7 separate regions of the Mus musculus genome follow, and all the other regions are linked to region 7. The links are chromatin loops, found by intact Hi-C in ENCODE. Cell type or tissue: heart. All regions are shown on one strand. Each heading gives the region's core, and the rest is flanking DNA. Links, peaks and the distances in the headings are about the cores only.

Region 1 (4,504 bases), core at 233-4,232, 360 kb before region 7:
ACACATAGAAACTCAGAGTCCTCCAGGCATTTTTCTGGCAGTCTTGGTCACAGGTGGCTTATCTCAAAGGCAGGGCAAGAAACGTGCCCCATTTGTCTCTTCCCTTAGGCAATCTCATGGCAGAGTCCACAGTTATAAAGGCAGCAACTGTGGGGGTTTTATCAAGTCTCTCGAGGTGCGTGGGTGCCGGAGTTATGTGTGCATGCAGACAGGTGATGTGTGCCCTGCTCTGATAGGTTCATGCATGCAGGTGATGCGCACAGGCGATGGCAGGCTCCTTTCCTGTCTTCTCTTTCATCCCACGCTGTTCCCTGCTGTGTATCACCTCCTGCTCTGTGGGGTTTTGCCTCTCCACGTTTGAGCCTCTCCTCTGGACTGCTGTGTTCCTTCGCATCTCCCCGTTTTCCCCCTCTCACTCTTACTCCATGTCTCAGTCTATTCCAATGACTCTAAGAAAATATTTAAAACTGAGCATCTGTGATTTATTCCAGACAGCTCTGGATCCTGAGGAGTCACGGGTCAAGGTACCACAGGGTCCATGTTTGGTGAAGGCCCTCTTCCTTGCAAAGGGTACCATTTTTCTGTATTCTTATAGGGTGCTAGGGAAGCTAGATTTCCCGGCTCCTCTTTTAAGGGCATCAATGCTATCCATGAGGGCTCTACTTCTGCATTTTAAGAATCCTCCAAAGGGTCCCATTCCCACTAGGGACTGACATTTGACATAGGTAGTAAGTGGATAGACTCATGCTTCCAGACTGCAGTACTCAGTCTTAATGTAACAGTCTGCTGTTTCCTTTGGTCAGATTGGACACTTTCCTTCTTTTCAAAACTTTCAGAGCTCTGCCAGGATTTTTGGATCAGGCTCTGAACCTGCTGCCTGGTCTTCAGTGCCCTTCCCCCACCATCTCCAGATCAACCTTGATTTCTCCCTCACAGGAGTGTGTGTGCTAACCTAAGCAAATCCATCAAAGCTCAGCTTAAGTGTCCCCTCCCTTTCTTTTAATCTCCATGCTTCTTTATTGCCTTCCTTGATAAGAGAGAGGTTCCCTGCATTTGGATGGCTGTGACCATTTATATTCACTGCAATGCAATCATTAGAATTCTCTACTCCATGTGTATTTTTTACCCTTTCACTTATATAATAGAGCAATGATTCTCAACCCAGGCAGGACATATTTGGCAGTGTTTGCAGATATTCTTGGATGCCACTACTGTTGTAGGTAGAGGTCAAGGATGCTGCTATCAATATTCCACAATGCACAGGACAGCCTCTCAATGCAAAGAAATAATCAATTCTAAACACCAATGACCCACAGTCAAGACACCCTGGATTAGGTCTGAAGCCTCAAGATGTGAAAGCACGCTTCTTGTTCTTCCCATTCCACATAGTACACAGCTTTGAAATAGCATCTACTTTGAACATTCTAAATGACTGGCTACATACACTAAACATCCATAGATCTTGGTTCAAGCCTGTATATGGAAGCCTATTGCCTCAGTGCTACCTCATTGGCTTTGCTACTTGTATTTCCCATTAGCCATCACACACCGTGTCTCTCAGGGTGGATGGCCCATGGAATCCTTTATCCTTGGTATTCTCGGAGGCTCTGCTTCACTCCAGAAAGCAAAGTCCCAGATCATAGTGTCTGGGATGCTCAGAAAGCCCTTCACTAAGCTATGCTTACATTACATCTTTTGTCTTTATAGAGGGCCAACAAAAGTAGTACTCTGTCACTATGTCTCTGACCCTTTTGTGGAACTCTGGTTAGCAAGAGTCCATGCACTTGTGACACTACAAGGTGACCTTAACGCCACCCCTCATTTCACAAATGAGATGAATTGCTCTCCGTGTCACTCCTTGCTCTTTAGCCCAGGATCCACAGGATGAATCCCTACCTAGGTTTAATTCCAGGGAAACATTTTGTCTCTAGAGATGAATATGTATTCTCTATGCTGTCAGAAACCACAAATCTATGCAATCCAATATGTTTCTCTTTTTCGGTTTAGCTGCCAGGAAAGTTAGAGACAAAATGAAATGCCCAAGTGCGAGGATCTGCTTCATTCAGGTGTCTGAAGCTCTGCTTCTTTCCCTTTCATTAGCAAGAGCGCTGTCCTTAGACACCTTCTCCTGTACCGTGCTTCATCTCCAAGCCACCGCAAGTCCTTTGGAAGTAGGTAGGACACAAATCTTAACTAAAGAACAAATACTCCCCCACCCCCAAATCCTGCTGCTGTTTGTTTTGCCCAGGCATCTGTGGGCAGGCAGGACCAAAGCTCTGGTGGAGGTGAGCTGGCCTGGGACTATGGCTCTGTCATTTGTCATCTGTGTGACCTTGGCTCTGTTTCTTAAACTCAGGAAATCTTTATAGCCGTATCACAGGGTCGTTGAAGGGATAAAATGAGAGATGACATAGCAGTCAGGGCAGGCACCTTTTTATCAGCTACATAAGAGAGACGCTTTCCATCCCAACACCAGCTTGGCCTCTGAAGTCCGCAGCATGATTTTGGTTCTGACCAGTGCCTTCAGCAGCCAGTTTTGAGAAACAGAGCAGCATTTTTACTTTAAGGGGGATTCTTGCAGCTCCTGGCTGCCTTCCCCTCTAGAGGCAAGGCAACCTAACCAAAGCTGTCATTCGCTCTTCCTGTGATTTTAATTGCCTAGGTAAGTTATATAAACAACAGCAAAACATTCCACCTTGTGGGGTAGCACTGCCGGCCTTGGATTGGCTGCTACAACTGCTATTTTCAGAGCTTGGCACTGGGATAGCTTCTGCCACTTTCGTCTATGGTTGGCCTTGAGGTTTTCCATTGTAAATCTAAAGAATATGGGCAAAAAGCCAACTTGCTTTTTCTTTTTGCCCATGGATTTAGAAATGAACGGAGGACTTGGAATGTTCTGTATCTTTTTCGTAAAATGATTTGCTTTTATTCAGAAGATTTGAGGCTTGAGAGAAAGTCAACGTAAGAGGCCAGTCTTATTTGCAAAGAATCTCAAAAATGTTAGAGTACTTCGAGTCTCTCATTGTCCTGAGAGGAAGATGGAAGACCCGAGGCTCATAGGGGTACCATCAATTAGAATGACTGGTGTCCCAAAGGCTGGCTCAGTGCTCACTGGGTTAAGCTCTTTGCCTGTTCAATAGGATGCTAAAACAAGGACCCCAAACCCAGAGATATGTATATGTACATTCTTGTGAATGTACATATGTGCATGTGTGTACATGTGTGCTCAGGTTTGTATATATAGGATATGTACAAGCATTATGATTGTGAATGTGTGTGTGTGTGCCACTGACACACTTGCAGAGGCAGAGGACAATCTCCGGTTTGCTGGTTCTCACCTTCCTTCTTAGACAGGATCTGTCTCAGAGTTTTACTGCTGTGAACAGACACCATGACCAAGAACAACATTTAATTGAGGCTGGCTTACAGGTTCAGAGGTTCAGTCCATTATCATCAAGGCAGGAGCATAGCAGCATCCAGGCAAGCATGGTGCAGGAGGAGCTGAGAGTTCTACATCTTCATCTGAATGCTACTAGCAGGATACTGACTTCAGGACAGTTAGGATGAGGGTTTTAAAGCCAATGTCCACAGTGACACACCTACTCCAACAAGGTCACATCTCCTAATAGTGCCTCTCCCTGGGCTGAGCATATACACACCATGACAGGATCCCTTTCTTGTTTTGCTCCATTTGCCAGGTCAGCTAGCTTGGGAGCTTCTCGTTTCTCTCATGTTCACCTCCTATATCCCCACAAGGGGATGTGAATACAGATGCTCTGGCCATTGCACCCAGCACTTATATGGAAATAGAGATTTGAACTCAGGTCCTCAAACTTGTGAAGGAAGCATGTTTTCCTACTGAACTATGTCCCCTGGCCAAATGGTGGCATTATTTATCTAGTAGAGAAGATTAGGGTTAACGCTGGTAAACATATTAGAGCTATACTGTCCATTTGAGTCACTCCTGGCTTCAGGAGGTTCTGTAAATTGAAAATGTAGTTGATGCAAATATGATGTTAAAATGCAGCCCACCGGCTGTACTGGCCACCTTTCAAAAGCTCAGCAGTCACTTGCAGCTAGTGAGGCTGTGTGTGTGGTTCATCTCAGAGGTAGACTGTGTTCTTTACAAAGTCTATCTTACATTGTTGCTTTAGAGCATTGTTTTCCTACCTGAATGGAGCCTGAGGCAAAGTAAAGGCATGACTACAGGCCAGTCAGTCCTTACAACTCAAGGGAGTTGTGAATGTTCATATGTGCATGTGTGTACATGTATGCACATGTTTGTATATATAGGATGTGCACAAGCATTATGTTCTCTTCCTTGTAGGGGACTGACATTCGGCTGGGGTTCCAGTAGGTGCCCTGCCACAGCCCTGCTGTTCTGGTGTGTGCCCAGCTCACGTTCCAATCCTCTCATACAGTAGTCCAGGATCTGCTTCCGTGGTGGAGGGACAAGGAGTCATCAGGCTCCTCAAAGGCCAGGCTGGCTCTGTGCTTGCCTGTT
Region 2 (4,504 bases), core at 342-4,341, 570 kb after region 7:
TTGAATTTTACAAATATTAAGTTCTCAAATATACCCAATATTTGCCGTGAGCGGTGGTACATGCCTTCAATCCTATCACTCAAGAATTTGAGACCAGCAGAACTGCCCGGAAACAAAATCCTGGCATCCACTTCACTGCAAAGGAGTATATACATCAGTATGTACTAAATAGCCTATTATTTCCAAAATTACATAAAGTATAAGGGAATGTCAGCAATAAATGTTACGGTAATCAGTAGGCTTCATTTGGGACCGAAACATCTTGTCATCACTCATTCCCATATACAATGTCAATATCAGGATACATCTGAACAGCTTTCCCTTGAATCAGCCTTCTTTGCTGGTCACCATGCTAAGCCCATTTCCCTACATGTCATTTCATCTTCACAACCCCAGGGGCTGATGTTGAAGAAATTAAGCTATCAAAGCTTGTTACTACTTTCAAGGACAGAAGGGGACCGAATCTGACTCTAGCCACACTCCACTGTCAGACAACTGAGTCAGCTAGATAGAGCACCTTTTCTCTATCAACTCTAACGATGTTAACCCTAGAACAGTCCCCAAACTGGCAAAGCTGCCCAACTCACCTAATGTGGCCGTAACAAGCAATACCAAGTTAAAGGATGCAGCTCAATGTTAGGACTGATGTCCCAGCATGTGGAAAGCCCTGGATTCTACCTCCAGCACTCAAGAATTAACAGTGATACTCAAATGAAATGAAACCAACTTCTCCATTCCATGTTTTGATACTACCTACCAACCAACACACCCATGACACATCTGCACACCCACACCACAGCACTCACACTCGCAGCTTTTGGTCTCACCTGCCACTTCTTGACCATGGAGCACATTTTGTCCCGGGTAAGATCCATACCATGGAAGTTAGTCAGACAGTTTTTGCCCTGAACGTCCTCAGTGATTAGCTTGAATTTTCTAAACGCAACTTCATCATTCTGTAGATCAGCAAGGCTCACTTCAAACACACGACCCTTGAGGCCATCAGAGGCAATTTCTAAAAAAGAACCACAAACCCTGTTAACTTGTTAACCAAACCCACCTTCACACCAGTGGCTTACTGCCAACACCTAAACGTTCTCTTGGACAGCTGTACAAACACTTCATTGCTGCCACATCTGTACTAAGACCAAGCACTCCCAATGCCAGGCCCTCCAACCACTGGGCTGACATTTCAATCCAGCGCCCCATCAGAGTTGACCAAGGCGCCGGTTAATATGCACATGCCACAGCTTAGGAACAAAGCAAAAGGGGCCCACAGTACTCACTGGTTCCTTGAGTCCTCGTGACTAGTGTCTTCCCGATGTTCCTAATATTGAACATGGCTGGAGCTTTCACATCGTACCAGTCTTTCTTAGAAAATGGATCGACCCTGGATGGGAGAAAAATAACCTCAAGTTTCTCTGTAAATTGTAACAACACTCCCGACCACTTTTAAACGCTTCTTATCCTTCAGACTTCTGTTAACAGTTTCCCAGGCACGATCTTGCAATCGGCCTGCACTTAACACGACGGACGTCCTCCCCGTGGGGTGAACGTCTGCGAGGCCGGCTGGTCTGCCAGTGCACAAAGCAGTAAGTTCGAAGCCATGCCTTCCCCACTCCTCCATCACACAGGCAGTACTATATACACACTGCCCTGGAACCTCAGGGACCTGTGACAGTGACTGGTCCGCAACAGCACAAACTGCTGCTAAACAAGTGTCCCGGGTCTCCAGGTCGGTCCCACGAGAGCCCAGCACACAAGTTGACATGGGGTCCCGACATGGACAGCCAGAGTGACTGACGTAGAGCGGTGTTAAAAAGTGCCACGGACTTCCAGCAACCCAGGAGCCCACAGTTCGCGCGCGACACGCGAGCGACTGCTAGAGACGCAGGGCGGAGATCACACGCGGCGCGCGACACCCGGCCGGGTGGCGGAGAGGCGGCCGCCCGGGACGCACCCGCCAGCCGCGCAGCGCAGCACCGCCGCGCAATCCACCCCGCATCCTCACCATCCGCCCCACGCCGCACCCCAGAACCCGCCCACCAACTCCTGCGGAGCCCAACGGCCGGGGACCCGCGCGATCCGCCACTCACACTTTCTTCTTAGCTCCCTTCTTGCCACCTTTCGTCAGGCGCTTGTTCTTGCCGACCGCCATGGTGCCGACCGGAGAGCCAAAAGGGCGGAAGTACAACTCGCGCGAGAACTTAACGCGAGCCGGGCGGGGAGCGCCGTCTACGTGACCCTTGCTCTTTCGCCCTTCCGGCTTTAAGAATCTCGCGACACTAGCTGGCGGCTCGTTTCCCGCCGTGCTGCGACAGCGCCCTCGTGTGTCGGGAGGTCGCGCAGCGGGCCGCGGGCTGGCTAGGCTGTGCATGGGAGCCTGCAGATTGTCAGAGATGCTCAACCCACTTCAGGTTTCTTGTGGTTTCCGTTGCCCCGAGGGTGGGAACTCTCTGTTTCTAATTTTGAGAGTACGTTTCTTCCCTAGACCATGGGCTTTGAATCAGAGATAGCAAATCCATGTTCAAATGGTGATTCCAACAGTACTTAGCCTTCTGACCTCTTTAGCCATCAGTTCCCTCGGGTGTAAAACGGGAATATTCATGTGATCTATTTCAAAACATTAGTGTAATTCAATAAGCATGACTTCGGGCACGCTGTTCACGTGCTGACTACTCTTGGGCTTGGCTGTGTTGTGAACTTTCATGAAAAAAGAGGCTTAGCCGTGTGTGCAATCCCAGAGCTCTGGAGGCAGGAGGACAGCAAGTTGGAGGAGAGCCTGGAGTATATGGTGAGTACTAGCCTGAACTACCTAGCAAGACAGACTGGGAAGGGGAGAGGAGAGAATATATATATACACACACACACATATATACATATGTAACTCTTACACATTTGTAATCACATTTTTTTTTTGTATGACTATGTGTGTGGTCCTGTGCCTCACAGGTCTCTGTGTGGAGGTCAGAGACCTATTCTCAAGAGTTGGTTCTCTTCTTCCACTATGTGGGTATAAGGCTCAGGGAGAGGCTGCCATCCTGCGCACACTGGCCCGCAGCGCTGCCATACAATGTGCCCTGCCTCCTCACTGCCTGAGAGGTCTCTGCAGGTGCCTTTACCAGCTGAGCCATCTCGACAGCCCTGGGTTTTTGGTTGGTTGGTTTTGTTTTTTCTGGGATAGGAGGAGTGTTTGGGTTTTTAGTGGAGTGGGGACTAGAGTGGTGTCCTGGAAAAGCCTCAGCATGCCTGAGACAACGGATTCCATCTCTAGCACCCCAAAAAGGCACAGTCGTGATCAATTGTTGTACCTAACTGCCCACCAATTTTCTTAATGCAAACCACCCCTTCCCCACTTTTAAAAGTGATGTCTTTATTTTTATTTTATATGGTTTGCCTGCATGTTTGTCTGTGTGAAAGTCCCAGATCCCCTGGAACTGGAGTTACAGACAGTTGTGAGCTATCATGTGGGTCCTGGGAATTGAACCTGGGTCCTCTAGAAGAGCAGTCACTACTACTCTTAACCACTAAGCCATTTCTCTACCTCTATCTCCACCCCTCCACATCCCCAAACCCCCACCATAAAAAATGGCTTCCCCATTCTTATGTTAGTATTTTTCAAAACAAGATTCCTCCTGTGTTGTTCGGGCTGACCTCAAATTCACCTTCCTCAAGCCTCCGCCTCCTGGGTGCCGGCATTGCTGACATGCTCTGCCACATCTAGTTCAGAAGATCACAGCCTGGTGACATGTCACCAGCTACCTCAAGGGCAGAACTCTAACATCCTCTCTAGCCAAGGCCAAAAACAAAAAAAATGGTGACCAAATCAGAACCAACTCCCTCTTCACCAGGCTCCCAAGAAGTTTTTAAATGCTTTTTTTCCCCTTCAGATATAAAGATTGATTAGGGTTCAGAAACAAATTGAAAACTTTCTTTAACAAAATTGACTCTGATTTGAGAGGAGGGCTACCGTCATGTTACCCTATATTTGGGAAATGACAGAAATGCCTATTATAAAGATAACATGTACCCAGCTGTCTGAGGCTAAAACAAGAACAGCAAAACCTGTTTAGTTGAAAGGAACTTGTGGAGCCAGGGGTGATGGCACACCCCTGTAATCCTAGCATTCAGAAGGCCAAGACAAGAGTCTCTGAGGGTAGCCTGGGCTACACAGTGAGGCCTTTCTCTGAAGACCTAGGACTGGAAATGTTGCTCTGTGACAGTGTATATTGGTGTGACCAAGGTAACTTGGTTCATCGTCCTTGACCATAAAGAAATGTGTAAATGTGTGTGTGTGTGTGTGTGTGTGTGTGTGTGTGTGTGTGTGTGTTATAATATAAACACCCCAAGTAGTAGCTAGGAGTATTTGGTTACAACTGTTGCTATTATTGTTATTTTGAGATGGAGTTTCTGTATGTGGCTTCGCCTTCTCCCAGATCTTACAGGATCCTCCCACCTCAGGTTCCCAAGAAGCTAGAAGTCTCGTCATATTCTGGCTTCTAGC
Region 3 (4,504 bases), core at 312-4,311, 350 kb after region 7:
AGCAGGAACTTTGCTGTGAGACTGTGTCTCTCATGTCAGAATCTACACCCATCAAATCCCACCAGCTGCGTAAATGTTAGCTGAACAAAGACAGCAGGCAGGCCAGAGTGGACAGGGAAAAGCCCACGAGGCCTCAACCCTACACAGAGCTGCAGGCATCTAAGGGAGGCTGAGAGTGGGAGATAGGGTCTGCCCCAGGAAGGAAGAGCACACCAATTAGTTGTCCAACACCAAATGCCCAGCCCTGAAAACACATGCATATAAGTCACATTATACAGACTGAGAGGGTTGTATTTAGGAATATAGATGAATATGCACGTGACAACAATTAATGAAAAAAGAGCAAGGAGGGGCATTTGGGGAGGTGGAGGGAAGAAAAGAGAAGGGGGAAATGATGTAATTATATTATAATCTCAAAAATAACAAAGAGACTTTCTAAGGCTACACAGAAAAACCTTGTTGCTAAAAACAAACAAACAACAACAACAAAAGTAATGTGTCTGTTTGTCTTTCTGCTTACTATCCACCAGGTGGTGAAGAGCCTCTCCTAGCATAGTCTCCTGTGAGCATGTTCTGTCCAATGGCATGAGGCCAAGTGACCACGGACTGACCCTGAACTGGGACAACCTGCTATGACTCCCAATAGCATAAATTATGACGTACACAGCATTTCCCAGCACATACGCCTGCCCAAAAAAAAAAAAAAAAAAAAAAAATGTGACCTGAATCTCTTCCTGCCTATGGCTTAATTTCCTGTTTCCAGGAAATACATCTGGTGTATTCAAGGGCACCTCGAGAAATAGTCAGGCAAATTTAGAGAGCAGGGCACTGCAAGATGGCTCACTTGATAGCTTCATAAAGTCAATGCTAAGAAAATAAGTGCAAAGACTAAACTAAAGGAAAATATAAGTGACAATTCAATAGCCAATATTTGCATATATACTTCTATTTGTAAGTATTTTAAATAAACTGTGTGTGCTTACTACAGGGAAATTTTAAATCCATAAGAAAGTCAATAATCACATATAATTACGACTAATTAGTGATTTGTTGAAATGCTCTTTCCAAGGCCTTTTGAGTCGGCTTCTCCATCCCTGGCTAACATTAAGGGCGAGCCAGCCTATCAGTCAGCAAACGTGGGCCAATACAGCAAGCATCTCCAGCCTCAGCTAGCTAGGATCTGTCCTCTTCTTCACGTGCAAGACTGGATATCCATCTGTTCCGTTATTTTCCTCAATAATTTTCTCCTAACTATAAAAGTGCTTTTGTTTCTTATTTTATAAAATTATAAAACATAAGAGGAAAATTAGACTTCAACAATAAGTCTACCAATTAGAGATTTTATTATGTGTATGTGCCTCTTAAACACTTTAAGAACACTAGAATCTCAAATCGTTTGGGTATCTGGACTTTGCTTTTGTTATTGTCGTTGTTTGACTGCGGGGGTGGGTATTTGTGGGCACACATATGCCTATTTTTCGGGCATTCATGAAATGGAGGTTTACATGGGAGTGACTTACCTTAACTACCTGACACCTTAGCTTCTGAGCCAGGGTCTTGCTGAACCTAGAGCGAGCTGACCAGCAGACCCCAGGGATCCTCCCGTCTGCCTCTGCAGCTCTAGGGTTACAGCGCCCTGCTTTCCAAATTCAGGTCCTCGTGCTTAGCGGCAAGCACTTTACTAGCTAAGCCACCTCCTCAATTCCCAGGCACACACACACACTTCTTTTTTTCTTTTTTAGATAAAGTCCCATTGTGAGACACAAGCTAGTCTCTAACTTGTAATCCCCCTGCCCTACTTAGCCCCCTGAGTACAGGGGGTTACAAATTTGTCACCATAACGGGCTATTTATTTATTTACAAAATTTATTCTCGTTTATCATTTTCCCTGCCTTTAAAATAATGTCTGGAACACAGTTACATAGCTGCACTGTTTTCTTTTGTATGAACATTTAGCAAGTCATTTTACCAGCCCTTCATCATTAGATATTTCTATTACTTCGAAATTTTTCCCAAGGCAAGACCACTGCGCACTGGAGTAAGGGAACGTGCAATAAGCCTGTAGTAACTGTCGTTTAATAAACCACAGAGCTTAGAACTGAGGGGCGACATGGATGGCAGGGATAAAGAATGTCTTCCCCCTGGTTCCAGGAGGTCGGTTTTTACTGCCCTAGCGAGGATTCCCTGGAACCCGCCTCTCCAGGGTTCCTACTGTCTGCTGAGCTGCACTGCATCCCTGTGGCCATGGGTGGTACTGCAGCACGGAGGCCTCAGCAAAGCTGCTTAGATTCCTTTCCTGACCGATTTTTTAAATCCAATTTAAAACTGTGACCATTTTCCTTCAACTCTCAAATTGGAAATTTACAAGCCCAAACTGATAGTCTGTGTGATATTTCCCTTGTAATAAACACTACTTTAGTGCCTTGAGCATTTAACTAAAACAAACAAAAACCTACCCAGCTGTAGCGCCCGCCCTCTCCCCCACACCGTCCTTTAGTCATATTGAAGGAAGCCCTCAAACAAGTGGAGATTATTCTTCTCTGTGGGACTTTCCACATGCTAGCAAGAACTCCTAAGGCTCGGCATTCTTTGGATTCCAGTGGGTTTGGTTGTCTTCCACATGCTACATGGACTGTAAACAGTCCTGCCCCACAATCCGATCTCCTCCCCTACAGGGCTGGAAAGGTTCCTCACGTTACCCATCCTTTCTCATATCTTGGAGACAGTAAGTCCCAAAGTGACACAGTAGAAATCTAGTGTGCAGAAACCCGGAACAAGGTGGTGTATGATACAATACATTCTCTTCATGCAGTTCCGTTATACTTAGCTCTGTCAGTGTTCCTGAGGCAACTACTAAATGGCCACAGACACTGACATCAAGAAGAAAGAGCAAGGGAGGAGAAGGAAGGTCCGAGAGATAGGCTCTCAACTGTGCACAAAGTACTGCTCCTTTCAAACTCTTCCAGTAGGGTCAAAGTTTGGAGTGTGGATGGTTTTGTTTGCTTGCTTCCTTTTTCAGTACTGCATATGGACCCATGGCCTCAGGAAAGCTAAGAAAGCGGTCTACAACTGATGCTGTACCGCCAGCCCATTGATGAGCTTAAGATGGTGAGCTCAGACACCCACATTCCCAAAAGAGTTTTTGGCTACCCACGTGACTCTAATATACCACCGGCATTGCAAACCTTTGCCTCAGAATATCTACAGTACTGAAGAGAACTCCTGAGGCTCAAGTCATAAAGACATAGTTCTAAGAGTAAGAATTTCTGAGGCAGGGGGAGCACGCCTTGAAGGCAGGACTGGTTGTAGAGATCTGCTAGGCTTGATGTCTACCAACCATTCTTTCTTCTAAAAGCAACTGATGTTCCCATGGAAACTGCTGGCTCCCTACCCAAGTCTGTCACTTGAGGTATGTGAGCTTCCTACCCTGGCTCAGGACAACCCTGGCCACTCCTGTCCTGCACCGTGCATCCAAGATATGACTTTACTTTCATGGAGCTAAACTTGCCCTTGGACTCAGTCATAGCTGAACCTTAAGGCTAACCATCTACCCTCAGCCCTTTCCACTCCTGAGCCAGCCTATCCTCCCTTTTATTGTTTTTTCTAAGTGATTTTTATTCGAGCTTTGTCATTTACAACATAAAAATTTCTGACAAATGTATATGCTTTCTAGCTATGTCCACACACAGGAAGGCATTGATATATCCTGATGTTTGTTTTTGTTCCATGATAAAAATTTCCTTCATCGTTCTAGGCAGAGCTCAAGCTAATGAATCACAAATCCCATATATTTGGAATGCTTCAGCCTTGTTCAATGTATCTATTTTTAGCATGGATCTTATAAACTGTCCACATACATAAAATGGAGATACAATATTTCACAGAGTTTTTGAAGGCAACAGGAAAAACTAACATGAAATCATTTCATGCTAGTTAAGTGTTGGCTTTTCCAAAGGGTATTCCTCATCATTGTCGTCATCATTGTCATGTCATCGTCACCATCCATCATCACCATCATCATCATCTCTCATTTTCTGTCACCAAGTTCCTGGAAAGTTACCTATCGTTAGTTTCAATGGTTACACAAAGACAATGTAATCAAGCAAGAAAGTGGTGAAAACATTATACTCTGGCTTCTTCCAGGATATAATCTTCCCAAGAGTGCTCCAAAGATGAGTCTGAATAATGTCTCCCAAGTTTCTTTGAGAACAAAGAGGCTGTGCGTGACCTTACAGCATGGCTATCTCTGCCGGCAGGTCGCTGCATCTTTGATGTTCATTTCCATAGATGCTTTATTTCAAAGCTTATTAATATCTTATACTTTTCATTTAATTTTAAAACAAAAATCCCACAGGCTGCTTGGGACAGGGGCTGCTTGGGACAGGGTGGCTTTCGACAGTGAGCAGCTTTATCGTGGCTTCCTTCTCTCCAGCCTCTCCGTGAACCACCCTGACAACCCACTGCTGGAAATCCCTTCCTCGCCCGTCCCAGTGGCGATGCAGTC
Region 4 (4,504 bases), core at 127-4,126, 560 kb after region 7:
AACTCATTTTCTTTGCATTACCCCAGTAATACATAAAAGCTGTCTCTTGTTATAGTGGTACATTATGAAGCTTGGATAGTATCTTAGATTACAGAGCAAATGGTAAGATGAAGAACAGTACCAAGCCCCCATAGCTCATTTCTCCTCAATATAATCAGATGTTAACATAACTTAAGAGGACTGAAGGCTGGTGCAGTGCCCCCCGTCCCATGCAACACATCTCTGCAGTTAGTGGAGTAAATACAAGGCCACTTTCCTGTCATCCAGGCTCACATGTTCTGAGTTTCAAAAGTGGCTCTTGTGTGACTGAATCAATTACAGTTTACAAACTAAAGCCAAATACTTTGAAGACAATCTAATGGGCCAGTGGGTTAACATTTCACTGGAGATGGAAAGCGCTCTCCAGCAGGGTCCGTGGCTTTCTTCTGTTTTCAAGAAGAGTTCCATATGCTGGACCACTTCTTTGTAGTCTTCCCCGTTATCCAAAACCTGGGCGGCCAGCGGTTTCCTGAACGTGTTGCTTCTATAAGGGAATATTTACTTTGTTTTCTACTAAAGTTCCTATCCTTGGCATATGATTGCACTTGATTTTGGCATTTAGGGTCTGGGGTTTCTATTGTATGTTTTCGGTTAAGAGTATTTAAGGAACATCGTTGTAGGTTCTCACCCATGTTAGTTTTACGAGAATGGGATGACTTGAGTGTTATTCAGACTAAATTCTCATTGGCAGCAAGCCATACAAGAGCAAGAAGGGGGCAGGGGTGTGGAGAGGGGTATGAAGTGTGTCTTTGCCTGTGAGATTTCAACATTTAATAGTGAAGATTCTGAGCAACCTATCTTTATTGAAGAAAAAAAAATCCCTCTTAAACATTGGCTCTCTGTAAGCAGGATAAGTGCGATAGTTGTGTATCTACTTGACACCATAATAAACTGAACTCAGCTTTTCGATTCCTCATCTCAGACTACACTGCATTGTTCAGAATATATGTAGATGGTACCTGTCTTAACCCTGTATCTCCAGTCCTTTGCACGGGTGGGTGGAGTGGTTATTTGCTAGGTGGGTTTGGTAGACAGACGGATGGCTTTCACGGGCCATTGAGTTTACTCAATACCGTTGCTATTTGTTGATGCAGATATATATTGAAACAAATTTCCTTTTCTTTCTTTTTTTTTTTTTTCCATCTCACTCTTCCATGCTGTTTTCTTGCTATGTATTTCTCTCCCAACTACTAGAAAGGAAAGTGTAGCTGTGTGGTTCTCATGGTACTTTCTTATTATATATATTGATTGAGGTCATGGCAGAACTCAACAGTGTTCAAAGAAAAATAATTGTGAAGAAAATTTTATGAGATAAATGGAAATGGGTTATTGTGTTTGTTTCCAAAACTTTTAGGTAAAAGCTTGATATTGTTCATCTTTGTCAGTCAGCTTTTCATCGCTGTGACAAAATTCTTAATTATAAACAACTTAAAGGAGAAAATTTGGGCCTGTTTTCAATCCATGGTCACCTGCCTCCATCACCTTGGGCCTGGTGCAATCACATTGGGGAGTTTTTCACCATATAGAATCTGTGAAAGAGAAAAGAGGCAGAAAAGGAAGAAAAAGTAGAGAACAGGAAGAGAGAGAAAAGAGAGCCAGGCACAAGGCGTACTCCTCAGAGAAACACCTCAAATAGCCTTCCTCTGGCCCCTAATATCCCACTCAGCCACCAGGTCATCCACCGTGGCTTCCACCCATCCAGGATTAGTTCATCTGACCATGACCTGATCCCATCTCAGTAATGCCTGTAGATAGAGGGCAAAACCCTGCATACATGAGTTTTCTGGGGCCACCTTCATACCCAAACCATACACCATACAAACCTCCTGAAATACTCAGGTTTGGGGTTTGCTTTTTGTTTTTAGGTTAAAACTGGAGAAGCCATTTTTAATATATTATCCTTTGAGCCTTCAAAGATAAGGTTTCCTCAGGTGCCTGCAATACATTGCTGTAGGAAGAATGTAATTCTTTCACTGCTCTTGGAATCAGCCTGTGTCATTTAGAAGAGAGAATATTAAGTGTATTTACCAAAATATATCATCAGAACTGGCATTTTAAAAAGATAATTATAGGACTGTAAGTCAGTATCCCTAAAAACCACCATTGTTTGTATTCAGTTTCTTAAATTTAGGTACACGACCCTGAGAATACAGCAATGAATATATGGATCAAGTTAGACTATTTTAGCTTTGGTATGAACATTGTTTCCTTTTAATTAATGTCAGATGCACATAGGCCATAAAATTCATGATTCGATGCCAATTTGAATGTCACTGAATGAATTCAGAAGCTGATTTCTCTTTTCCAGAACTAATGGGAAATCATTGCTACCTTACTTTTTACTTCACTGTGTGGAACAGAATCCATAGCCTCACTCGGAACTCTGCCGCCATCTAGGGGCCTCTCCTTTCATTACAAGCTTTTCTTTTTCTAAAGTGTGGGGCTACAAAGCTCAACAAGGAGCCAAGACTTGTAAGGTCACTGCAGAGCCCTAAAAACAGCCTAGCTCTGCAGACGACCAGTCATTTATTATGCTGAAATGATGTTTCTCGTTAGCTGCTAAAATTGCTCGTGTGGCTGGAGAGACAGACTTTAAGAGCGCATCCTGTTCTTCCAGGGGACCCAGGGTTCAGTTTCTGACACCCATGGCAGACAGCTCACAATTGCCAGCAGCTCTGGCTACAGAGGACTGAAGTCCTCTCCCAGACTGCATGGGCACCTGCATACAGGTGCACACTAACACAAAGATATGAGTAAAATAAAATAAATCTTTAAATGTTTTGGTATTTTCTTAGCCTATAGAAGTTGAAGGCTCACACAACTCATTAGAAAGAATCCCACAGGTATTCCTGTAATCCCAGCACTAAGGAGTCTGATTCCATCTTCTTGCAAAACAAGAAGGGAAGGAGGAAGGGTGGGCAGTGATTGCAAAGAACAAATTAAAGCTCTGAATGTTTTAAAAAAATATTTTGTGTTTTGCCTGCATATATGTGTGTGTGTGTGTGTGTGTGTGTGTGTGTGTGTGTGTGTGTGTGTAAGAAAGTGCCGGCTCATCTGAACTGGAGTTACACATGGTTATGACCCACCAGATAGATGCTAGGAATTGACCTCAAGTCCTCTACAAGAACATATGCTCTTAACCGCTGAGCCATTTCCCCGGCCTCTGAAATGTTCTTTCAGATGGAGAAGTACTAGCCAGGTTGGTGGTGTGTACATAATCCCAGCATTTGGAAGGCAGAGACAGACAGATCAGGATCACAGCCATTCTCCGGCTTAGTGAAGCTTTCACAGCTAGGCTGGGCTACATGAGACAGTAGGACAATGGTTCCCAACCTTCCTGATGCTGTGACCCTTTGATACAGTCCCTTATGATATAGTGACCTCCGACCATTATTGCTACCTCATAACTGTAATTTTGCTACTGATATGAATTGTAATGTGAATAACCGATATGCAATCCCCAGAGGAGGGTTCCAGAAATTCAGACTGTGAGCTCATCCACTAATGGGGAGTTCTCTTTTGGTGATTGCCTATAACTTCAGGTCTGTAATGTTTTAAGGCTATATAACAACAAGCCATCTCCAACCCAGATGATTTTAAACAATTGCATATTGTTTGCCTTTATCTTTGCAAGTTAGGTAGGGATTCACTGACACTGTTTTCAGAACTAATGGTTCAAAATCAGAAATCAGAAGTATTAGTTGTCTACTTCTCAAAAATTAGCCAACAATCGTTTGCTGTTGTAACAGGGTCTCCCTGTGTATCCCAGGCTGAACTCACTAGCCATCACCCTGCTGGGGCTCCTCAAGTGCTGGACGAGTTGTGTGCCACATCTGGCTGACCAACAATCTAAATTATCCGCTATTTCTTCTTTACACATTTTTTAGGAAAACAAACAAGCAAAATAAACAAAAAGCCCAGGTGTGGTGACCATGCCTCTAATCCCAGCACTCCAGAGGCAGAAGCAGGTGGATCTCTGAGAGTTAGAGGCCAGCCTGGTCCACAAAAGGAGTTCCAGGATAGCCTGGACTGTTACACAGAAATCCTGTCTCAAAAAAGCCATTGAGAGGGGTTGGGGTTGGGGGTGGGGGGAGAGAAGAGAACAAGCTAGGGCTGATGAGACACACCTGTTCTCAGCTGCTTGTGGAGGTGGGACGTCAAGGTCACCTCAGCCCAAGTGGGTTAAACTTGAATCTAAAGCCAATTTGGACAACATAATGATACCTCATATCAAAATAACTATGAGTCAAGACACAGTGGCATATCCTATAATCCTAGCACTTGGTAGGTAGAAGCAAAGAGGATCTGGAGTTCAGGGCTAGCCTTTGATACATAATTCAAAGCCTACATGAAATCACAAACAAATCAATCTACACTTATTCTTCCGATCATGGAGAAGTCTTTTCTTAATAGTTGTCTCAGTCAGGGTTTCTATTCCTGCAAAACATCATGACCAAGAAGCAAG
Region 5 (4,504 bases), core at 121-4,120, 290 kb before region 7:
TCGATTGTCGTGGTATCGGCTGCTCATCATTTAGCCTATAGAACATTGAACGTTTAGAATATATCCGATGTGCACTCTTCCCATGCGCAACTCTATATAGTTCCTCTGTGAGATGTGCGCTCTTCCCATGCGCAACTCTATATAGTTCCTCTGTGAGAGCCTTCTCTTCTAGCTTTGGATACTGAGGCACAGAGAGGCTAAGTAACTTATGTAAACCTCACAGCACAGTAAGAGCAGAAAAAGGCTTCGTACCAGGTAGGACCCTACGCTTGACCTTGTCAGCCCACTGCCTCTCTGTGGGTACCTATGTGACCCAGGCTTCTCACCTTGTTTCCTTCCCAGTGTAGAGGCGGGCCCACTGAGGACTCGCTGCGAATGGATGCAAAGGCTGGCTCCATTGATGTCCCCTCAGAGCACAAGGCTGGAAGAGGCAGGGCAGGTTGACTCTGTAGCCTTCAGTTCTGTGCTAGGAGCACCTGACTCCTTCCCTCAGAGGCACCTCTGATCCTAAGGGAGGTCATTGGAGGCCCTTTAGGGCCCTTGGTTGGGGGATCTCAGAAGTCTAAGTATTGGGGCACAGTTTGAGAATCAGTGAGACAACGCATCCAATTAGTCTGAAGAACTTTCTTATTTTTAATTAAAAACTCCCCGTGGAAGGTCATGGAGGATCACAAGCCGACATTGGTGAGTGGAGCAGAAAATCCCTGTCCCTCAGGGACCGCCTAAGGGCACTGCGGCTCCTCTTGACCTTTGCAGAAGATTACTCTTCAGTGACCATGCAGGAAGATGATCACAGCAACAAAGTGACATTAGAACCACAAAATGGATAAATGAAACCCTGGCTGAGACCAAAACCTGCTAAGCCTTGATAGATAGATAGATAGATAGATAGATAGATAGATAGATAGATAGATGATAGATGAAAGATAGATAGATAGATAGATAGATAGATAGATGATAGATAGATAGATAGATAGATAGATAGATAGATAGATAGATAGATAGATAGATAGATAGATAGATAGAGATAGGTATATAGATAGGTATAGATGGATAGATAGATAGATAGATAGATAGATAGATAGATAGATAGACAGATAGATGGATAGTGTTTCTCTAGCTGTAAGGAGAAGCCACTATTCTCAAACCCTCAGGCTCTCCCTCAATCTCCATCAGTGTACAGGTCCCTTCCCTGCAGTGGCCATATCATCTGTAATGACAGTAGAGATGGTGTCACATCAGGGATGGCAGGTTGAGGTCATGCTTTAAGTCTGACCACTTACTACCCTTTGCAAATGAGGAGCAAGGTTCCTCAGAGGTGAGGTCACACCGCCGATAGTCCTGTGCACTTCTTTGTGGGATATTTATAAAAATCAAGTAGGGTCATCAACGGGGAATGCAGGCTAAGGAGCAGCCGCAGCCAAGCTCAATGAAGTCAACCATGTTCCAGATACTAGTGTACCTTCTACAGACATGACCTCACGTGGTCATGACAGGATGCTGATGGGATTAGATAAACATAGCTTCTGCACTTAGAGGGAGGATGCCCAAGCCTGCAGAGGTGACATGGTGGGATTGAGACCACAAAAGAAATAGCAGAGCCAGTCTATGCACTTGTGGCCCTAACTCCTGTCTTCACTGCCTTCTAACAAGGAAGGGAAGTGCAGGGAAATGGTAAAAGTCAACCAGCATCCACCTCACAAAATAGTATGTTACCACTAAAATGATTGCAAAGTCAGTGTCAGAATACAGTAAAGGTGTTTAATGAAAATGCCATGCTTGGATCTTAAAATGCGCAGTAGAAGGTGGAAATGGACTACTTAATCGCTAACAGGTGCCAGATAGCACGTAAGAATTTTACTTTTCGCTTTTTCCCATTTAAATCTTTTACAGTGTGGTAGAGAGGCCTTTCCTAATGAAGAAATGAGTGTAATCATTTTCCTCTGAAGTCCCAGCGCTATACTTTTAAACTGATAAGGAAAAGGCTGGAGTGACACGGGATTATGTTTTCCTTTCCTTGGAAATAAAACTACTATGACATTGGTTAGCACCAGGAGGTCAGGTTGCTTCCCCAAACTCATTCCTAACCTAAGATGTTCACTGCTCATCAAATGCCACAGAAACTAAAATCCAAAGAGTTTCAACTTTGGAGCCCTGCCCCCGATTTTTGGCATGTATCTCTCAGTCTATTAATAAAAGGATGTAACCTTCCTATGTTTAGCAGGTTAACGACTAGCCAGTCACTCTTTCCAATGCCTAGCAGTGAGTTCCAGCCAACACAGGCTTGCTCATGGCACACTGAGTTGGAAGACAGGAAAGCGCTCTACTGTTCACTCGCCTTCTGTATGTGCAAGCTCAGACACAGAGAGCTAACGCCATTTGCTCAGAGACTCATGAACCTTAATATTTAGATGTAGAATGTGAACTCTAAAGTCTTCAGACACAAGTCTCTTGATGTGTTTTTTTGTACCAATATCAGCACTCAGGACAAAGTGCTTCTTCTCTTAGGTGAGTTAAACCTTCAGGGTTGGAAAGCCATTTTGTACAGTGTGGACAGGGAAGGTAGCTCAGCGATACAACACTTGTCCAGTGTGCAAGAGGTCATGTGTTCTAGTCCAGCACCTTGAAACAACCAAACAAAACCCATAGCATTAGAAAAAGCAGCTCTTACCCATGAGATTCTACGTACCAAGAATGACACTAAAGGCCTTGCTGCAACCTCTTATACTGTGGCAAAAGTGATAGCCTCAGTCTAATATCTACACTGATTAAAATGAGCAGAAGTAGTGTAGCTAGTTGGTGGCCAGGCCAAGATTTTTAACCTAGACTTCAGGGCTGGTAATAAAGTTTTCCTTCTCAGAGGATTTAAAAACATGCCCAGGGTAAGATGGGAACGCTGAATGCCAAGTGTCTACAGTCCTGAAATGTAGCCAAGATCCAGGAAGCTTAAAATGGCCACTGCCTGAAAGCAAAATGATGGTCTCCCTCTCCTCTCCCTCCCCCATTCCACTCTCCCTCCTCCATCCTGCTGTCCTCCCTCCCCTACCTACCTTTCCCCCCTCTTCCCTCCTTTCCCCTTTCCTCCTTCTCTTTCTCTCTCCTTCAGAGCCAAACCTAGGTATAAAACAGGTTTTATCAGTCTTCATCTTGCTCCTACTCAATATGGTATATGAAACCATTGTCTATTGTTATACTAAAATGCCTGAAGCTGTCTAACGTAGAAGAGATCCACGCATCCCACAGTTGCAGAAGTTCTACATGGCTCTGGCATGGACTCAGCTCTGATGACCACTGCATGGCAGATGGGATCACAATGGTGGGGGTAGGTATGAGAGAGATCACGGGTTGGGGCCAGGAAGCAGAGAGCATGAAGGAGCCATTAATGACCCCCCCTACACACACACACTAGAACCCAGTGTCCCTTATGAGAACTATGCTGGGCACCAACTTCCCAACAGTTACCCCTGAGGAGCACACTCCAGGTATGCTTTACCTGCGACAGACACGCGTTATGTGTAACTAAAGGTGTGCTCACTTCTCAGCAGTTACTCATAAGACGCATACCAGGCTTCAGGCCTGTGCAAGGCAAGACATGACTGAGTGTGACATTCTTCTCCAATGCAGTGTCAGACCTTAGGAGCCTTAAAACATGCCAGAGGCCTTCAGCTTTGAACCAGGTGGCTTCTCAGGAGGTGGTAGGCAATGCTTTTGCTGTTGCTACATCAAGGTGGGCACTACTGAAGCTGTTTTCCAGAATGACAAAAATATTGTATTTTCTACTGTCTATCAAAGTGAGCCTAAAGCCCTTCTCACTGAACGGACTGAATTCCACTGTTTTTGCTTTAGAAGGTTCTGCATCTGCAGAGATGACTCAGTGATGAATAATGCTTATACTTCTCACACTGAGGTCAGGAGCCACACCCAGATGGCTGCTCGCAACATCTGTAACTTCAGTTCCAGAGGATCCTGTGCACCTCTTTTGGACTCTACAGCTGTGAGTCACACATGTGGTGCATATATACATACTTGTAGGCAAACATTCACACACACACACACACACACACACACACACACACACACACTATCTTAGTTTGGGTTCTACTGCTGTGATCAGACACCATGACCAAGGCAACTCTCATAAGGACAACATTTAATTGGGGCTGCCTTACAAGTTCAGAGTTTTAGTCCATTATCATCAAGACGGGAGCATGGCAGTGTGTAGGCAGACATGGTGCTGGAGGAGCTGAGAGTTCTACATCTTCATCTAAAGGCTGATAGGAGAAGATTGACTTCCAGGCAGCTAGGATGAGGGTCTTAAAGCCCACACTCACAGTGACACACCTACTCCAAAAGGCCACACCTTCTAATAGTGCCACTCCTTGGATGGAGCATATACAAACTATCACACACACACACACACACACACACACACACACACTTATATAAAAATAAGAGGTCCTGGCTGAACTTAAGGTACATCATGAAAGTCAATGAGCAAAACCAA
Region 6 (4,504 bases), core at 367-4,366, 300 kb before region 7:
CCCCCAAACATTGGGTGAGGCTGCCAAGAAGCCCAGTGACCTTTGCTGGTTTCGGCCCAGAAAGAAAGTGGTTCCTTTTCTTTGGTCCACCCTGACCCCAACTGCCTAGCCAATGTCTACCTTCTGAGCTCAGCATTGCTTCTCTGTGCTCCATGCCAGAAGCTGGAGAGAGGATTTCATACTCTACAGACTCATTGATTTTACAGAACTTTTTTTCTATTCTCCTCGTCTTGCAGATTTCAAAATAAATAAGTTCAGAAACATTGATTCTTTGCCAGGGTCACAGCTAACAGAGTGGGGAAACTCCTAAGCCGTCCTTTTGAGAGATGAACAGACGGGAGAGCTGCTCACAGGCAAAGCTACACTTACACCTGCAGAGAAGTGCTCCCACTCCCCTGGAAGAGGAACAGAGGTAAGCTGGCTTTAAGGGGAAGCCTCGGGACCGTGCTGTGTGAAGAACCCCTGTCTCGGGCCTGGTAGGCATGTGGAGGACAGGATCCTTCCAGTCAGACCCTTGCCTCTGTCCCACTGCAGGAGAAAGCAGATCCAGGAATCCACGAAATCCAAGTTCACCCTTAACCTTGCTGTGGAATTGCAGTATGCTCTGTTTCGTGTTCCCTAAATCGTTTGCAACAGGCAGCTGTGCTAGGTCAGAATCTCACAGGGGATTCTGAGATTCCAGACAGGGTAGGGACTGGGAAGAGTACAATTCACATATGTGGAGCATCTGAGGAATTTGGGGGCTAAAAAGAGAAGCTTCTAGATGGAAGTGGCTAAGATTCCTGGACCTTCAAAGGGCTCAGGAACCATCTCCGGTCCATCCTGGTACCTGGGACGGACCTTTTATGGGTATTCAGCTCAACCATCCCATCAGCTGTAAACACATTTTATCCCAACATCCCTGAGAGCCGGGTGCCAATAGCCAACTACTACAGGTGAGAGATAAGAATTTATTTAGTCTTCTCGGCTTTGCCAACCCAGGATTCAAATAAATACCAGCCCTTTGACCCAAATGCGCATGTTTTTGACCACAGTATATGGCCCCTCGTGAATGAATTGATTCTAGAGCTAATGAATACACCAAGGCAGGCTTTTCTGCAACTTACACCCCAACCATTTATGCCTGGGCAATCAGAGTAGCTGAGTTCACCCATAAGGGAGGATACAAAATAGGACTTGAATTGGAACCAGTTACATGAATTAATTTTTGTCTTGGGGTTCTGACAGCAGAATAAACCAAAAAGCCCATAATTCCATGATGAAGTCATATCATTAAAACCCTTGGCAGCTCAGCTATTATTTTACGTAAAATATATGCATGGCTTCTGAGAATTTCTCTCCTCCAGCAAACAGGGCAGGAAAAATATATTAGTAATGGCCACAGTCTCTGCTACCCTGCTGGTATTTATGGGACTTTATTGCTAGGACCGGTGCTGGCTTGGAAGTGGGAAAGGTAAATGGTCTCTATGGTGGGAAACAGTGCACTGGACGCACTTCCAGCAAAACCAGCAACTTCCAATCGCAGCACGGGGCACGCCAACATTCCTGGCACGTCTCTCCCCAAAAGAGAGCCTGGCGCAGTCCACGGAATCTTCTGAGCCCACATCAAAGGCTGTGTGAAGCTCAGTATTTGGGACTTCTCCTTTGCAGCCGGCTCCCTAACGTGGGGTGGGGTCATCTGGGGCAAATAACAAAACATTTTCTCCAAAACGCCATACTTGGAATTCCCTCTTAGGCCTGGGCTCCTTCCACACATACCCAGTGCACACTTTTCCCAGCCCTGCAGTCCTCTGGGTCCTCGCCTGGAGGGTCCCCACCCTTCCACCTGCTGCACACCGCACTGCCCAGCCCAGGCATGAAAGAACTAAAGGGACTGAGCCCGCGACACACCCTGGCTATCTATAGAACATCCCTCTAGTGGTTCTGCTGACAAGTCACTGGAGATCCCTCCTTGGGCTTTATTATGTCACAGGAACCCTGGCTGGAATGCTGAGGATTAAATTCCAAGCCCTTCCCTGTCGGCCGGGCCCCTAGCCAGACACTGAGTTACCATCCGGGCTCTCGGCCGCCCCCTACTGAACATTTTTTGCTTCTTTGTCTAGCACCTGCTGGGTTCAGAGAACCCCCGCTCCCTAAAGGTGTTTTGCTCACTCATCCCAGGGACACCTTTGTATAGTGAGTACACAGATTCAGCCTTCAGATCGGCTTTAATGTCTGTCTCTACTTGTGAATTTGGACAAGCTGCCAATCCCATTTGGCCTAATTGCCTTTACCCAAAGTATACACGAACTCAACTATCAGAGAGAGAAAGGCCGGCCCTAGCTCAAGTCAAGGAAATCGCAAAAATGTCTGTCTTATATGGACTGCCCTACTGTACTCCTCGCCTGTGATGTAGATTTATAGTAAGTGCCACACAGGCCTGCGGAGTTGAATATGTGGGTGAAGATGCAAAAGACATCAGTGGTTTCTAATGCTCAGAGGTCACCTACTTCTGAGCTTGCCAAAGAATAGCCACTGAATCCTATTTCGACATACCAAAGCTGGGGTGAGCAAAATGCTTTGAAAACACCAGTAATATTGACAACATCCGTTTTTAAAACTTCATTTAGTGGTGCTAGGGACTGACCCTAAGGTCCTGTGTATACCAGTGAAGCACTCTGCCACCGAGCTACCTCCCAGGTGTGCTACCTGCCATTTCTCTCTCTCTCTCTCTCTCTCTCTCTCTCTCTCTCTCTCTCTCCTCTCCCCCCCTCTCTCATGTGTGTGTGTGTGTGTGTGTGTGTGTGTGTGTGTGTGTGTGTGTTTGTGTGTGTGTATGTCTCAGTGTGGAGACTAAGTTCATTTTCTTTTGTTGCATTCCAGCCCTTGTTGATTTTTTTTTTAATTTCTAATTTCAGAAGCAGCCCTGGGAAGCAAGTACCTATGTCCTTTAGCAGTGAACATCTTGAGTTTTGGTGACTTGCTTAAGTCCCAGGGTCAAAGAGCTGTGAGTGACTGAATAAGCTATAGGCCTCTTTATGTCTGAATCACTCCTTGACATTTACTTTGATTTTATATGTATGTATGTATGTATGTATGTAAGTATGTATGTATGTATGTGTGTGTATATGTTTTGCCTGCATGTATGTGTATGCACCACACTCATGCATTGCCTTATGAAGTCAATCCTCTGAAACTGGAGTTACACATAGCTCTAAGCTGCCATGTGAGTGCTGGGAATTGAACCCAGGTCCTCTGGAAGAGCAGCAAGTCCTCTCAATAGATGAGCCATATCTCCACACCTGGATCCACTCTTTATGCCCTTTAACCCCTCTAGACCTCCTGTGAATATAAAAAAACAAGTAATAATATCTGCCTCATTTCTTTCACAAGATCAGTCACCTGGAGGAAAGCACTGTGGTCATTGTTACAGACCCCTTCTGGACCCTTCCAAAGGATGGTGAGGAGGGGGAGGGGTTGAGGAGTCATGATCACCAGGAGCCTGCACCTCCCTGAGCTCAGCCCACTTCCCAGAAAAAGAGAAGAAATTATGGGGTTCCAGACATGTTGGGTATAAGCCAAGAGCCCAAGGAGGCTCTGGTTTTCCTAAAAAGGCCACCTAGGTTGGGACAAGCTGGAGGCTCAGAGTGTATCAGATTCCCCTGAGCCTTTCAAAGAGTATGAATGTTTACAGTCACATAGTATTACCACATCCCTGTCTCCATGTCTCTGTCTGTCTCTCTGTCTCTGTCTCTCTGTCTTACACACACACACACACACACACACACACACACACTCCATTCCTCTCTCATAACACTGCTCACTAGTTTCCCACCTTCGCCTAGTAAGTGAAACATGTAAACAAATAATACATTATGTCTGTGTCAACGGGGCGTAGAAGCAGTGACTTTAAAGTGTGGCCCAGGGGGAGAGGAAGTTTACAGAAGACTATGACAGACACCTCAATGTCATTGCCAACAGCATTATTTCATGACCCCAGGAAGCTGGTAGCGTTGTTATTTCTGGAAGAGAAATAACATGTCTTTTTCTTTTTTCTTAAACACCTTATTTTTCTCTTCCTTTAAACAATGTAGATGTTTCCCCATGAATGCAGCATTGTAAAAACAGATTCTCTCTGTCTGTGCCAAAGGCTTCCATGGGGTGACTAAATTCCTGATGGCAGGAGTTTTAGGACCTTCAGATTTGATGAGGTGGACCATCCATCACACCTCTTTTTCTCTGAAGGCCTCTAGCAGATGTAGACCTGGCCTCAGGTAGAAGAAATCCTTCTAAAGAAGGGGCCACAGATCTCACATAGGCCCCAGTCTGAGAAGTCACCCTACACAGGCACAAGAGCCTTAGTCTCTAACGTGTGTGGGAAGGTTCAAATCCTGAGGGCACCACTCATGAATAGTTCATTGGAAGCAAATAATTAAAAGATTTAAAGTTTGCATTTTATAACCATCTTTTCATCTTTCTTGTGGACTCAACTCAATTTTTTGAGTGTCTGGAGAGATGGCTCTGC
Region 7 (4,504 bases), core at 189-4,188:
TTCTTTAGTTATATGAAAGTAAAATTCAGATTACTCATGGGAAGTAGATAAAAAAGAAAAAATATAGAATAAGTAAATGTCAATCAAGTTTTAAAAATTATTTTTAAATGTATGTATGAGAGAGACATGGTTAGGGGAGTGCTGTGTGTGGTGTCTGCAGAAAGCTGACGATGGTGCCAGCTCTTCTGGAGTTGGAGTTACAGGCTGTTGTGACTCTGGACATGAGTGCTGGCCAACAAACTCAGGTCCTCTGGAAGAATAGAAAGTGCTCTTAACCACTGAATTATCTCTCCAGCCCAGGTTATTTTTCCAAATGGAGTGACCATATTATAAAATGCCAAAATGTTTTCTAAATATTAATGGAAACAGATCCTAAATTGTAGCTGTCTTATCTGTAGGTTAGTGATCGATAACTGCAACACATCAGTGTGGAATATAGAGAGTACACATCTATTCTTTCTCTATAATTGGGCATCAGTGACTTCCACTGGATTGCTCCTCTTGGAAATCTCCAAGGCAACCAAGCACCTAAGTTCACACAGAGAATAGGTTCCTTTTCTGGCTTCCTTACCATACACTACACACATAAGTCAGAACTGTTGGGCCCCATTTTGGCCCTGGTTTGGGCCTTGAGGACAAACTCGAATCTGGCTCGAGTTTCTGCGGCCTTGTGGGAGAGCCTAAGCCTGGCTCAAGTTTTGAGACCTGTCTCAGTCACTTCCATATTGGGGTGACTCAGCAAGACCTGTTTGGCCCTGCCTCTGCCCTGTCGTTGCTGATGTAGAGCTTTGCCATTGACCCTGTCAGTCACTACGCCATCTTACCCCACCAAAACCCGCCTCCCTATGTTCCAAACTTATATAAGCAAGAGGCTGACTCCATAAAGTTGAGTTCCTGCTTCAACAAGACTCCCAACTCTGTGTGTTTCTTTTGGGCCGTTGACACTCGCCATCCTGCTCAGCCCTGGAGAGACCCCAGAGGGACAGGGACCTCTCTCCTCTGTCCTGGACCTGTCAGCAAGGAGCAGGTACAGAACCTCCAACTCTCGATCAGGTCCCTCAATCTCACCTTGCACATCTCCCAGAAACATATGTTTTACTTTACCCTTCACCACTACCCCAATCTGTTATTGCGTTTCTAAAGAACATACCCTCTCAACAGCCCCCATTTGTCAAATACATTCACTGCACTGTACTACTTCATATATTCTTGAGGCGCCTACTCTGTACTCTGGAAATACTATGGTAAATACCAGACAAGGATCCATTGAAATCAAAGATAGCTGTTAAGACTATGTTGACAATTAAAATCAGGCAATGAAAGTAAGAACTATTGTAGACTAAGTTTTCAAATAAAAAAAAAAATCACCTGGAATTTCAACAAGGGATATGAAAGGCTCTGCTTGGTTTTGCCTTCCTGAGGGTGGGACCTAGCATCTCTACATGGTAGGCAAATGCTGTACCACTGAGGGATATGCCCAGTCCAAGATGAGTTCTGAAGTCAAACAACAAAAGAAATCCATTGAGGTGATGTCTTTTTTTCTATCAAAGCTTTCTAACACAAGAAATTGTTTCAGATGTTGGCTAAGAAAAATAGTAAGTAAAAAGCACATAAAAGTTTAAAAATTTTTTTCGGACATGAAAACAATTTTTAAAACGTTTTTCTGTATGGTTCCTCTCCCTAAAATGTCAATTCTTTAAAATATAACATCCCCAAAGTCTTTCTTTCTAGCATATCAATGCTGCCTTATTATTGAACTAGGTATATATAGCAGGCATGCAAATAAGTATCAGTTGAAATAATGCACAAATTTGTGTGCGAGGTGTGCGAGCAAGACAGAAAAAATAAAAGCGTTGGAGGGTCCAGGAAGCCTTTGTGGTAATGTTAGGGTCATTTGTTTCAACTCACGGGCTTAAGCTGAGTATAAAATCCTTGGTGAGGCTTCCTTGCTTGGCGCTCCCTCAAAGAGCTGTCAAAGTACACACAAGCTCTACCGCCACAAAGCTCTCCAACTCCCCGCTAGGAGGAGTCACACAGGACCCACCAACCTTCCCACTTCTTTGGTTCCGCCCCTCCCTAACAAAGTTCCGGCAGCCTTTGAATTGGGTTGCTGGGAACAGTAGTCTTCCGGTCAAGAGCTACACGGGTTGTGGCGCATTGCCAGAACTACGCTTCCCAGGGAGCCTCGCGGCAGAGGGAGGGTGGGTCACCTGACCGGGACTTCGGCGACGCTATGGCGGCGCCCATGCTGCGCTTGGGTTTCCCTGGAAGACGCTGGGCTTTAACATGGCTAGATGGCGGTTCCCGCCACCGAAGTGGCTCTCAGACTGGGCCCACATCCAACTGGGCTAGGAGACAGAGTTCAGTGGCTCAGCCTTCCCTCCACACGGCTCAGAAGCCGAGGAAAGGGTATATCTTCTTCGTACTTTTGCCTGTCTCGTGGAAGTGCAGAACGAAGATAATGGCCCCGGCAGCCCAGCCTGAGGGTTTTAGTGTGCTGGAGGGTGGTCACCTGTGTTATGGGCAACTGAACCTAAATGAAAACACAAAACCAGGCCTGCCACCTTCAGCCTCACACTTAAAACTTCTGTCTTAAAGTAGGCATATTTGGACAACGTGCGAATGTAAAATAGCGTTTCCTCCAGTCGTCTTCTCAGACAGAAGACTGGAATACTTTGCCCTACTAACTCGTGTGGGGTCTGCGACACTAGACTCTGGCTCGTATGTAGCGGGCATTTGGCGTCACTACAGGCTAGCAATAATTTAAAGACAGAAAATAGCCGTTGTACAAAGCCCCAGATAGGAGAGGTCTTATTAGTCAGAAAGCACTAGCTATCTGTGGTTTTATTGTGGGCATATTTGTCTAGACCCCAGGAGGATGTTAGTCGACTGACGAAATCTTTCCCCGATTATATAAAGAATTGCTTATGTTGTACAGCAGTTAGTTGCTTCCGTGTACATGATTTAAAGCTTCTTTTAAAATACAGCAACAAGGCAATTTTTAAAAAAGTTTTGTTTTGTTGAGGTTGGCATTCTTTTTAGCATTTCAGTGAAGAAGAGAAGAAAAATGTCCAAAATCATCACCTTTCTATTCTCTTCATAAACTAGACTATTTTCTTTCCACGAAATGAAACTGCAGAAATACTTCGATTAGCAATTAGAACATGCAGAATTTCTGAATTTCTTAGTTTATTTCCTCTCTCTTGAAAGCTTTATTATCAAATTTTAGAAAGAAGGAATTAATCTTTTCTCATTCCTTCATCTGTTGAACTGCTTAAAACAAAACTGAATGCACATGAATTAAAATCTGACTAATATAGAAAATGTCTAGGGAGAAGTGAAGACTAGGAACATACATAGGAATAGAGAATTTAATTCCCCAAAGAGAGTGGAGTACTGGCTCACCAGAGTAGGGCTGTTCAGATAAGAGACAGTATATCACTGTAAGCATTTACAAAGATTTGCTAGCAGTGAAGTATGAACAAATGAAAAAAATTTAAGTTTAGATCTCAAGAACTGGATGGGACTTGGTGGATGAAAACAAAGTTTCCTCTAATGGTTTTCTGTTCTTTTTCACGGGTTTTAAGGAATACCATATTGTGGTAGTCTATGGTATCTGATCCTGCTTCTGTAGCTACAAGCTCTTAACAATGAACTCAAAATATGGGCGATAATTTATTCTTTAGCCATCATTTCTCTAGAACTAGAATCCTGGCATTTGTATTAAACCCAAATAATGATAAGATAAGCTTTTATTATTTACTGAGTCATTTACTTAGTGTTTATTAACTAATAAGGTACATTTAGTTTATTCACCAATAAAATGACACATTTTAAAATATAAGCATATAAAATTTTAATTTAAAACACAAGATTATAATTGGAAATATAGGTTTATAAGAATTTATATTTAGCGACAAATGTAACGTTTTAACCATTTTCCTTCCCTTTAGTGAACACAAATGGGCAGCTGTAGTAGGACTGGAAATTCATGCACAGATTTCCTCCAACTCTAAACTCTTCTCTGGAGCTCAAGTGTGCTTTGCAGCACCTCCAAATTCTCTGGTTTCTTATTTTGATGCATCTCTGCCTGGAACATTACCGGTAAGGTGTTTTATACTGTCTGTTTACATTAGAAAATGTTTATGTCATAGTGAATATAGATAAGGAACTACTTGCTTAGGGAATTTTGCATGATTAGGGAATTAAGCATGATGCATTAATTGTTTATAAAGACATGTCTCTATAATTCTGTTTCTAAATCTGAGTGTATTCATAGCATCGATTCACTCCTTTCACAAATGCTTTCAAATGCCTATCAAATACCAGATGCTGATAAGAACTGTCTAATGCAGACAAGCAAAGATCTTGCTTTAGGAGGAGTTTAAAGGTGGACAGAGCTGATGTCTTACAAACAATTAGAGTACAATATGATAATTCTTGCAAAAGCAGTGTGCAAAGAGTAATTTTGGAACCCAAAGGAGGGACATGTAATTGAGCAAGA

The links. Peaks named below come from ENCODE experiments on the same cell type or tissue, not always from the same donor. Only the 100,000 strongest peaks of a DNase experiment are listed, where the experiment ranks them.
Region 1: a loop joins it to region 7, with 4 times the contacts of the local background. A loop is called at or near these places in 3 of 42 quality-filtered maps.
Region 2: it touches region 7 in a loop (8-fold over the local background); 13 of 42 quality-filtered maps call a loop at or near these places.
Region 3: it touches region 7 in a loop (6-fold over the local background); 15 of 42 quality-filtered maps call a loop at or near these places.
Region 4: a loop joins it to region 7, with 4 times the contacts of the local background. A loop is called at or near these places in 16 of 42 quality-filtered maps.
Region 5: it touches region 7 in a loop (2.7-fold over the local background); 4 of 42 quality-filtered maps call a loop at or near these places.
Region 6: a loop joins it to region 7, with 3 times the contacts of the local background. A loop is called at or near these places in 4 of 42 quality-filtered maps.

Annotation. Positions count from the first base shown.
Region 1 is chr3:85,210,421-85,214,924 of GRCm38, forward strand. No RefSeq gene overlaps it. Among named protein-coding and RNA genes, the nearest start is that of Gm31096, 91 kb to the left of the region's middle. In heart, for the core only: no CTCF peak of the experiment used is centred there; a DNase peak (open chromatin) is centred at 2,711; H3K27ac peaks cover 372 bases.
Region 2 is chr3:86,140,412-86,144,915 of GRCm38, forward strand. It overlaps Rps3a1 (ribosomal protein S3A1), which reads right to left and starts at 2,257. Exons shown (of 6, transcript NM_016959.4): 1 at 2,097-2,257; 2 at 1,287-1,390; 3 at 828-1,015. The coding sequence starts at 2,158. It overlaps Snord73b (U73B small nuclear RNA), which reads right to left and starts at 276; the gene lies at 206-276. In heart, for the core only: no CTCF peak of the experiment used is centred there; a DNase peak (open chromatin) is centred at 2,240; H3K4me3 peaks cover 2,401 bases; H3K27ac peaks cover 1,843 bases.
Region 3 is chr3:85,921,945-85,926,448 of GRCm38, forward strand. No RefSeq gene overlaps it. Among named protein-coding and RNA genes, the nearest start is that of Gm26204, 16 kb to the left of the region's middle. In heart, for the core only: a CTCF peak has its summit at 540 (motif pointing right); DNase peaks (open chromatin) are centred at 597 and 2,207.
Region 4 is chr3:86,127,523-86,132,026 of GRCm38, forward strand. Sh3d19 (SH3 domain protein D19) reads left to right here. Exons shown (of 22, transcript NM_001082414.3): 22 at 1-3,004. Among named protein-coding and RNA genes, the nearest start is that of Snord73a, 9.1 kb to the right of the region's middle. In heart, for the core only: a CTCF peak has its summit at 2,432 (motif pointing left); no DNase peak of the experiment used is centred there.
Region 5 is chr3:85,280,761-85,285,264 of GRCm38, forward strand. No RefSeq gene overlaps it. Among named protein-coding and RNA genes, the nearest start is that of 1700036G14Rik, 35 kb to the right of the region's middle. In heart, for the core only: no CTCF peak of the experiment used is centred there; no DNase peak of the experiment used is centred there.
Region 6 is chr3:85,273,330-85,277,833 of GRCm38, forward strand. No RefSeq gene overlaps it. Among named protein-coding and RNA genes, the nearest start is that of 1700036G14Rik, 42 kb to the right of the region's middle. In heart, for the core only: a CTCF peak has its summit at 2,075 (motif pointing left); a DNase peak (open chromatin) is centred at 1,962; H3K27ac peaks cover 780 bases.
Region 7 is chr3:85,571,911-85,576,414 of GRCm38, forward strand. It overlaps Gatb (glutamyl-tRNA(Gln) amidotransferase, subunit B), which reads left to right and starts at 2,219. Exons shown (of 13, transcript NM_144896.4): 1 at 2,219-2,409; 2 at 3,954-4,104. The coding sequence starts at 2,234. Gm46809 (a long non-coding RNA gene) reads left to right here and starts at 4,111. Exons shown (of 2, transcript XR_001783869.2): 1 at 4,111-4,504. It also overlaps Gm3740. In heart, for the core only: a CTCF peak has its summit at 2,026; a DNase peak (open chromatin) is centred at 2,151; H3K4me3 peaks cover 1,513 bases; H3K27ac peaks cover 1,318 bases.